Linked DNA regions of Homo sapiens: region 2 is linked to region 1. Evidence: chromatin contacts called from ENCODE Hi-C data. All regions are on one chromosome and are shown on one strand. Each heading gives the region's core, a stretch centred on a gene start or an enhancer-like site at or near the end of the contact. The rest is flanking DNA. Distances are from core to core; before and after follow the strand shown.

The links. A loop is a pair of places that touch in the nucleus more often than their neighbours do. Pooled maps may share reads with other maps.
Region 2: a pooled map shows a loop between it and region 1 (3-fold over the local background). The contact joins the enhancer-like site here to the promoter of MMS19 in region 1. A Hi-C loop is called at or near these places in 5 of 50 pooled maps.

What each region holds. Positions count from the first base shown.
Region 1 is chr10:97,496,126-97,501,124 of GRCh38, reverse strand. It overlaps MMS19 (MMS19 cytosolic iron-sulfur assembly component), which reads left to right and starts at 2,703. Exons shown (of 31, transcript NM_022362.5): 1 at 2,703-2,852. The coding sequence starts at 2,741. UBTD1 (ubiquitin domain containing 1) reads right to left here and starts at 2,201. Exons shown (of 3, transcript NM_024954.5): 1 at 1,852-2,201. The coding sequence starts at 1,921. RefSeq lists silencers at 1,582-1,781, 1,792-2,551 and enhancers at 2,792-2,961, 3,322-3,371, 3,048-3,578.
Region 2 is chr10:97,866,969-97,871,967 of GRCh38, reverse strand. GOLGA7B (golgin A7 family member B) reads right to left here. Exons shown (of 5, transcript NM_001010917.3): 5 at 390-4,999. The region is part of intron 14 of CRTAC1 (cartilage acidic protein 1); the gene reads left to right. Among named protein-coding and RNA genes, the nearest start is that of MIR3085, 6.4 kb to the left of the region's middle. Within about 2 kb of position 2,372, at least 6 of the 41 ENCODE cell types and tissues checked have a DNase peak (open chromatin) inside an H3K27ac peak, as active enhancers do.

The DNA of each region.
Region 1 (4,999 bases), core at 1,454-3,953:
AGGGTGGCAAGGGGCAGGTTTGCAAGTCCCGCGGAAGGAAGACCCAGCAGACCCCAATGACTGGCTGAGAGGCAGGCGACAAGGAAGCAGAGAAAGTCATGAGAGAAAGAGCTCTTCACAGCCTAAAGTTAGGCAGCTGGAAGAACATAAGAGTAAAGAAGGAAAGCTGGTGGACAGGGAGCGATGCAGAGCCTGGTTTTGGAGGTGTTAAATCTGGGAATATCTATATCACAGTGTCCAGTGGGCATCTAGAGATGGGGTTCTGGGGTTCAAGAGAGAAGAGCTGAAGTTTAAGCATAGGGGTATTCCCAATGGACAAAGAGTTGTGGGACTGAACAAGATTTCTCTGGGAGAGAGTGTAATGAGAGAAAAAACAGAATGTCAAACTTAAGCACCAGCGTGCCCCCAAGCTAGAAGGTGATGGTGGAAAGGGGTGTTCAGAAAGGAAAACCAAGACAGTCTGATGCCAAGAAAGGAAGGGGGGGAATGTCTCGTAGGAGAGAGTTGTCAACAGCAAAAAATGCTGCAAAATCAATTATGGGGCCTGAACACATATTTGTTGAACAAATGAATGAATGAAAGCAAGCCAGCCCTTGGTTTTGAGAGTCATCTCTCCTCAGCCAGAAGAATGGCCAGAGTTACCTTCAGACAAGAGAATTTCAATAAGTTTTACTGCATCCTTCCCATAAAAACACATTTCTGCCTCCACAAGTCATCCTGTCCACCATGCAGACATCCTTCCCTGCTTCCCCTGGTTCCCCCATCTTCCTTCCCAGTTTCCGCAACCCAAGCAACACACCTTCGGTGTCAAGGGAGACAGGAAACTCCAACTAGAGTTTCCACTTCATTAACAACTCTGCCTGTGGCTCCTCTTACATAAGGGGATATGTGGCAATGGGGTGGGAGAGGAGGCTGAGTTCTAGCCCCAGGTGAGCTCCTAACTAGCTGTGTGACTTTGGACAAGGTGTTCAACCTCTCAGGATCTGGGCTTTGACACAGAGTAGGAGATGGGTCCATCTGGAATCCAGACAAGTTTGAGCTCTCAAGTCTACGATATTATTCCCAGCGGGTCCTTGCAACACCCTCAAAGAAGGAAGTGAGTGTAAGACCCAGAAAAATGACCGACAGACCTCTTCCCGGGGCGAAATGCCAGGGCAGGCGGGGTGTACCATGAAAGTGAGAAAGCGTTGCGCGGGCCTGGAGGATCACCAGCGAGCGATCTCACTCCCAAAGCTGGGAAGGATCCCAACAATCCCAAGGGTGACTCTCACCCCGCACCCCATCTTTTATAGACTCCCAGACGGCCGAGAGGCTCTAAAAACCCCTGCGGGAAAAATAAAGATTTCTTTCCCAGAGTCCTGCGCTGCTTTGCAAGTCGGATTCCCGCAGACACGATCTGCAGCTCGATAATGACACAGTCTTTGGAAGGAGCGACTGTTCTCGCCTCGCTCGCTCCGAGTTCTGGGGACGCCTGGCTGCCCGCGCCGTGCCCCGACGGGCCGGCGTCCGACCCCGGCCGGAGCTGCCAGGCCAGCGGCGCCCTCGCCCCCGGCCTCCTCCCGATCCGTCGGCCCCGCTGCGGTCTGCAAACATTTCCTGCCCCCACCCCCACCAGGAGCTACCCAGTTGGAGAGAGTTGGTCGCGCAGCCGGCTCAGTGCTCGCAGTTGCCCCAACTCAGCTCCCCCGGCCGCCCGGCGCTGGGGAGCGGCCCCCTCTGGCTGCGGAGCAGCCCATCGGGGAAACCCAAGCGCCAGCACCAGTGGGGAGTCCATCGGTAAGCCCAGGACTCGGGCGAGGAGGGGGACAACTGGCGGGATGCCCGAGGCCCTGCTCCCTTCCCCATCGTTACCTGCTCGCTTGCGGGGGTGTCCCGGGGCTGCCGGCCTCTCCCGGCGCTGTCTCCCCACGCAGTTGCCCATGCTGGCTCCTCAGCCAGTCCCCATGCACCGGAGGCGGCGGGGTGGTCGGCTGCTCAGCGGACGGCGGCGTCCCGGGTCAATGGCTCCGGCCGCCCGGCATCGGGCGCTCCCCGATCTCCCCCCGGGGGCGCGCTCAGCCCCAGCGATGGCTCCGCCAAAACTTTGCGGGCCAGGGGAGAGAGGGAAGTGGCAGACTCCCCAGCACGGTCCCAGGTGGCCGGGCCAGGGGGGCCCGCGACGGTGCCCGGCCGGAGACCAGCTCCGCTGGAGGGGCGGAGAGAGGGGGCGGGCACCGCCGCAGCTACTCCCGGCTCGCTCGGGGCACCAGGCAGGGGCCGGCCCCCTGGAGCCTGTCACTCACCTGCCTAACCCCGCCCCAGGCCGGCCCCTCTCCCTTCCGCCGGCTCGCGGTGCCCGCGCCGCCGCCACCACCCGCCCCAGGTGCGCATGTGACCGACAGCACCGCCCCCTAGGGCTGGGCCTGATTTTCTCATTGGCTTCCCCCGTGGTGCGTACCGCCCCTCTCCCCACCCAGCCAGGTGCCCGCCCCGCAGCCCGTCTCCCGGGGAGCCGGGCTGGGAATTATTCGCCCTCAATCGCCTCCGGCTGCGTGCCCAGCAGCCGCCTTCCCTCTCGGTGCCACCGCCCCATTTCAGGCCCCGCCCCTCCCTGGAACTGCCTAGGCAGAAGCCGGCAGGCACGTGACCCCGGCGCCCCGCCCCCTTGCGCTTCCCCGGAGATTGGCTCGGGAGGCGCATGCGCGGAGAGCCCGTCTCGAGCCACCGCCCATATCCCCTCCCACGGTCTCTAGTTCGCGTTATGGCCGCTGCCGCGGCTGTGGAGGCGGCGGCGCCTATGGGTGCCCTATGGGGCCTCGTGCACGACTTCGTCGTGGGTCAGCAAGAGGGCCCCGCTGACCAGGTGGCTGCAGGTACGGCAGACGGCGCCGCGCGCCTTCCGCATGGGGGCCAACAGGAGGGAGCGGCCTCAGTACAGGCGCCGGGCGGGAAGGGAGGAGCGGGGTGACTTTGAGAGATTGGTCTCAAGGCTGGTTAGTGAGCACCGCGAGGTTCAGAGCCGTAACAAGTTAGAGAGTTGCCTGTGTCTTCCTTAAAACCATTTACACTTCTCATCTCCCTGTAGCCAATTATAGGGAATCATTACATTTTACAGATGAGGAAACTGAGGCTCAGCGAGGGCAAGAGGACTTGCGCAGGGCTGCAGACCAGGCAGGAGGGGGAGGTGGGACTCGGACCCAGGCGTTCAGGTCCGAACCGGGTGCTCACGCCACGAAGCCATGCTGTTTGTGGGAGGTTGACGTGTGGAGGTGCATCCTCGCAGCGTCCGCTCCCGTCGCGTGGCATCCTGGGAGTGGCAGATGGCCCCGCGCTCTGACTGGCTGGAATTAAGAGGAGTTGAGGAGACGGGCCAGGAGGAGCTGGAGATGTTCTGGGTGTCCTCCTTAAGACTTTCTCTCCGTTTCTTGCTAAAGTTCTTGATTAGTTTGCTCCATGACGTTTTATGTGGCGTTTGTTTTTGTCTTCTTCCCAGACCCCCACTTTCCTGCTTTTGACCAGTTCAGAGATCTCTTAGTTCAGACAGCTTATCTAAAATTAGAATAAAACGATTTCCAGGCTTCCGTGGAGTTCTGAGACTTTGCTCTTCTAGGAAAAAAAAAAAACTACTAAAAAGTTATTGAATGTTAGGAGGCCTTCAGATCTTGGGTTTAAGTAACAATATAAAATTATCTAATGAGTAGTTTTTTTAAAAAAACTTTGGAAATTTCGTATGCTTGGAGAGAAGTAAGGACACATTTCTCTTGGATATTGAGCGTATTAACCTTTAGAATATGTAAGAAAAGAATAGTGAATCTGCTAGAAATATAATACTTTGTTCGTTAGCAGTATTCCACTTTAATTCAATCATGCCACTATTGTTGAATACATATTATTCCCCAAACATGATGCAAAGCAATAGGAATATAAATACAAATTAGGTTAGATCTGTGCCCACCAGGAACTTATAGTATGCTGGGAGAGGCAACCATTCTGTAAGAGGTGTGTGCAGCGTAGTTTGGAAGCATCAAGGAGCAAATACCTGGTGCTGCCACCAAACTTAACATCTTACAATTTTATGAAATGTAGTGTGTTATCAGTGTTTACAATTTACAAGTACAGTGTCTTACCAATGTCATTTTCCCTCATATTTTATTATGAAAATTTTCGAATATCCAGCCAAGTATAAAGAATTTTATAAGGAGCACATCACTTAGGATCTATCCTACCATTAACATTTTAATATTACTTGCTTTATCATATAGCTATCCATCCATTTAAATTGCAGATACCTGTACACTTTCCTTTAAATACTTTGGCATGCATGTCATTGACTAGAGTTTGTTGACGGTTTATTTTGATGTAAAATGGAATATATAAACCTTTAAGTGTACGTTCACTGATTTTGACTAATGCATACACCTATACAATCCAACCCCCTACGAAGATATAGAACATTACTATATCAGTGTCATTTGTGATGAGTCTTTCACATTTATGCGATACGAAAACAATAATTTTGGATTTTTTTTTGATTCAGAACATATTTTGAAAAGACATCTTGAATGTCTTATCTTGAATAAGGACTTATCTTGAATAAGGACTGCAAATTCTTCTCTTTTTTTTTTTTTTTTTTTGAGACAAGGTCCCTCTCTGTCTGCCAGGCTGGAGTGCAGTGGTGAAATCATGGCTCACTGTAGCCTCGACCTATGCTCAAGCAATCCTCCTGCCTCAAGCCTCCCGAAGTAGCTGGGACAACAGGGAGTGTGCCACTGCGCTCGGCTAATTTTTGTATTGTAGTGACGAGGTTTCACCATGTTGCCTAGGTTGGTCTCTAACTCCAGGACTGAAGCCATCCTCCCATCTCAGCTTCCCGAAGTGCTGGGATTACAGGCATGAGCCACTGGGACTGCTAAATTCTTACAAACGTTTTTGCAAAATTTATATTTTTGTTTCTTTCTGAAAAAAAATGGTCTAAACTGTTGCTTAATTTGAATTCAACTCAACTGATTTAAGACTGTAA
Region 2 (4,999 bases), core at 1,123-3,622, 370 kb before region 1:
CTCAGCACTGTTCTCAGGTGATAGCTGGTTCCCAATCACTTTTCCATTACAGAAATCGATAACTTGAATTACTCCAAAATAACTAGTACCTTCATGCCCCTGCAAAGCTAATTTTTCTGGGGATGCATTTGCCCACGAGTTTCTCTCTGGTCTGGAATCTGTCTTCTATCTTTATGAGTCAATCCAGGTAGAACACTCTCTCTTCTCCCACGTCTCACTCTTGTGGCAGAGTGAGAGTGGGATCTGGAGTCAGAGACTTAGGTTCAAGTCTTTGCTCTGACACTTACTAGCCCTTGTCAAGCTACCTAACCACCTAGAACGTCAGTTTCCTCATCTGTAAAATAAGATTTCAACACCCCAGTGTTCGAGAATTAAATGGAATAATAATGTACATGAATGTTCCTGGCATTTATTCGGGAATCAGTGAACCCTTGGATAAATATCTGTTTATTCTATGCCAGAATCTGAAGCCTGCTATAAATCTACATCATGAGGCCATCGTATAACGAGGTCCTAGTATCACTTCTGCAATAACAATATCTTACATTGGAGAAACAGATGATTATTTATAAATATACACATTCTCATAATGACAAAGGTGAGACTCAGGAAAGTTAAGTGAATTGCTGGGGGTGGGAAAGGGGGCAGCTGGCACAGCCCTCTGACTCTCTTCACAGTTTCCCACTTCCTCCATTGTCCCTGATTCAAAACCCGACGCAGCTCCAGGATCCTGCATGCGAAGTTCTGCTGTCCAGCAGATGCTGAAATGACAGGCCCTTTGAACATCCTCTTGGAGGAAGAGTTGTGAGCTTGGTGCAGGCTGCCCTTGGCACTGCCAGGGGAATAAATCCTCCTAGAAGTCGCCCGAGAAGGCTCATGCGGAAACCTCCGAAGGCTGGGCTCTGAAAGGAAGGAAAGAAACCGACATTACCAAGCATCTCTTTCATGCCAAGCACATTCATGGCCAGTTTCTTACTGACTCCTCAAAACCAATTGTTCTTAACCTTTTTAGGGGGTTGCATACCCCTTTGAGAATCTGCTGAAAGCTGTAGATGCTCTCCTCAGATAACGGCACATAATATGCACCTGAATGCAGTCGGGTCGAGGTTAAGAACTCCTGGTGTGAACCTGGGCTGTTTTCAGATTTTCTTAGGCATCAGGGACCTTCCCTTTTAGAGGGCCCACCCACAGCAGAGCAGACATTACATTTTCACACACACACACACACACACACGTAACATAGAGTTGCAGTTGTCTGTTTGGCATATGTGTTACATTTCCAGATATTTAACAAAACGTTAATTTCAAGTGTGTCCTTTCTTTTCCTATTTTGTAGCCAACAGGCTTTTCTGGTGAATTTTATTGAAATATATCACCAGTACAGACAAATACACAGCTCTTAAGTATACAGCTCAGTGAATTCTCATGAAGTGAGCACCCCGTGTAACTGGCACTCTGATCAAGAAACAGAACATCCTGAGCTCCCAGAAGCCCCCCAGGTCCCCATCCATTCGCTACCCCCGACCCAGGGTAATCTTGATCCTGACTCCCAATCAAAGGCGAGTTTGGCCTGTCTTTCAGTTTCATATAAGGGGAATCACATGGTGCATATGCATTTTTGTGTCTGGCTGCTTCTGTGGAACCATAAACTTCTTATTCAGGTCTCAGGCATTTTCAGAGGTGTATTAAAGGCTTATAGGCTATAGGTACTGTCAAAACCAGGGATTCTCAGCCTTACCTTCACATTAAAATCACCAGGGAAACTCTTTAAAATCCTGATGCCCAAGCTGTCCCCCAAAACAATTAAATCAGAATCTCTGAGGATAGGATCAGGCATTGGTGATTTTTCATGCTTCCAGTTGACATCCATTGCCACCAAGGTTGAACGCCTCGGGTCTAAACAACTCTGTGAGATATTAGTCTCCCTATTTAACAACTGGGGAATCTGAGGCTCCAAGAGTCTTCATGTGTCAGTGTCATGAAGCCAGAGCTCAAATTCAGATCTGATGTGGAGTGGTGTTTGCCTTGCCTTATCCCTGGGTGAATGGTAAAGCCCAAACCAGGTGGTGATGCCTCCTGTCTGGGCCCCCCTCATTGTGAGTCCTTCTAGAGGTGTGGAGAGGGATGTGGAGTTTCCCAGGCTCGACAGCCCAGGGGCTGGCCCTAGGGAGAAAGTCACCAGACTCCACCTTTGCCCCACACCTCTGGAAGCCACAGAAAAGTCCCTGCGGGTGGCAGTGGCTGCCAACCGGGGAGCCGTGGGGGACGTGTCACAACAGCCATAGTTCTTTCTGTCTCCACCTTTGATTCCCCGAGTGCAGTGCATAATCCTGCCACTCAGTGGCACCTCGAGCTTCTGTAAACCCTGTGGTTTCACACACACCCGCCCTGTGGCCAAAGGAAGGAAGCCAGACAGCAGGGTGCTGGCGCAGGGAGAGGAGCATGTGCAGCAGGAGCTTCCTGAGGCATGCCTGAGTGGCTGGGGCCTCACTTGGGACCTCGGGGACAGTCTGGCTGAGGCTGGAGCTGCTCCTGGGTCTTGATGGGGCCTGTCCCTGGCTGGCAAGGTGGGTGCAGGGACATGGCTACAGCCAGACCCCGGAGAGACAGGCCACCACCTGTAACTAAGCCAGCAGAGAGAAACCACACCTCCCCAGGCCCACAGTGAGTCGAGTCCCCCACTACCCTTCACCGGGCTGCCTCTGGGTCCCGCATGCCTGCGAGCACAGCCCATGCACCCTCCCGTGATGCCCTGGAAGTGGAGGTGCCAGCCCGGCCTCAAAACCCAGGCATGGCTCCAAGTCCTTCCCTGGGAATCTGCCTGATCCTAATCCCAGGACGGCTGAGGCCCTCAAGCTGTTAAGCGGCCTCTGAGGCTGGATCTGTCTTCTTCCTTGCAGTTTGGAGTCAGATTGCCTAGATTCAAAGCCAAGATCTGCAATTTCCCAGTTACTTAACGTCCATGAGCCTCAGTTTCCCCATATGTAAAATGGGAAATAAGAATCCATGCCATAGAGGGTTGCTGTGAGAATTGAATGACTAATTATGTAGAGTCTTAGCCTAGTGCCTGGCACATAGGAAGTGCTAAATAAACGTCAGCTACTATTATTATTATGATTACCATTTGAAAATGGAAGGGTTGAATGCCTCTCAGTCAGATAAGCACCCAGATTTGGTTTTACCCGTTTAGTAAATCCTCACCCCCTCCCCAGGACCTCATCTCTAGAAGAGCTGAGTTTGGATTCAAATCTGGCCTCGGGGTAGAACAAACTTCCTATCCCAAAACAGAATGAACCTGCCCTCATATTAGAGAACACGCTCACTTGTGGCAACCCACACACGGCCCAGGTTCCAGCAGAGGGAGTGAGTCCAGGCTGCACACAGCTCACTGCAGCCCTTAGCGGCAGTGACAACAAACATGAGAACCACCCAGAGGGGACTGCCCAGCCCCCACCTAAGAGGCTGGAGCCGTTGTCCCCACAGTCTGATGAGCCCCTCTCTGGGAACAGGCCTGAGTTTGTGATCCCAGCCTCCCTGCAGCCTCAGGCAGCTTCCCATCTGGGTGCCATCCCTGTGGTAACAGAGTGGGCACTGAGTCAGGAGACCTGGGTTCCAAGCTTGGGCCCTGTTATCATCAACCAGCTGTGTGGCCTAGGGCAAGTCACCCACCCTCTCTGGACCTCTGTGACAGGATTCAAGTGATCTTTAAATCCCCTGCCAGCTCTAACATATGGTTTCAGCAAAGTATCTGGCACATAGTAGGTGCTCAATAAATTATAAAATTCAAGACACAACTCTGCTAGGTTCCAACATCCAGCTACTTTCTCCATATTTGATCTTGGCCAAAAGGCCGAGAAGTGATCATCCAGCTACTTTCTCATCTTCAGTACTGAGTGACCTGTGTGATCCAGCTCCCAACAGGACCCAACCCAGGGGAAGAGCTCAAGAAATGAGGATTTATTGATATCATTAATTGATTACTTTTGGCCTCGCTTTCAGTCCAACCTGTTCCCCCACCCAAGGCTACAAGTGCCCCAAAGATTCCAGATTAGAGATGCTGAGGTGTCTGCCTCTTCAGTAGACTGCAAGCTCCAAGAAGACAGAGTTCATCCTGCTCCCCATGTCAGGTCCAGTTCAGGCAGCTGAGTATCCCCTCATGTGGTCCTGGAGCATAGAACTGACCCTCCATCGTCACGGGGCAGAGAAAGCATCACAGAGCTTCACGCTGGGCAAGTTCTTTTATTGGAAAAAGAAAAAAAAAAAAAAGGCCATAGCACTGCCTGTGCCCAGCCCTCCCATGGGAGATGCACAGGTCAGACACAATGCCCAGCCCCACAGGGGCCCAGGGAGGGCATAGGCCGTGGCCAGGGGCTGCGGTGGAGCCCACTGAACTGCGGCTCTCCAGGGGGATCCTTGGACCAGGACTCACTTGGGCCGAGGACTTCCTGAGGCTGCAAGGACTAGGCTGACTCTCTCTGGTCTCTGGGTAGGCCCTTGTATCCTACATGCTGCTCCCATGTCTGGTAGAAAAGCAGGCCTCTCTTTGACTCCAGAGAGCTACCTCCAGTGGCTGGTCTTGCACATCCACTTCTAACACCTCCCGCCAACTGAGATAGGCAGCCCCCTTCATTTCATCTTCGGGACACCAGCCCCAGGGGCTGCTCCCATCCCACCTGCTCCTCTGGGCCTCAGAAGCCGGGCATCATTGGCTGGACATCTCCTTTCCTTGCAAGGAGGGAGTTTGCCTTTCCCCTGCAGGCTGCTGGCACCTTTGAAGGTCCATGGAAACCTCACCTACAAAGCCTTAAAGAGCCCCAGCCCCTGGGCAGGCTGAACACACAGTGTCTGCAGCCCCGTTGTCTTGTCATGGGGAGCTGAGAGGGGGCACCAAAGGCCACCAAAGTTTGGCTCTTCTTTCCTAGAACCCCGGCTTCTCTTCCACTAGAACATATGCAGTAGAGTATGTTCCCTGGTAGCCCTAGGGGAGGGGCAAGGGGCT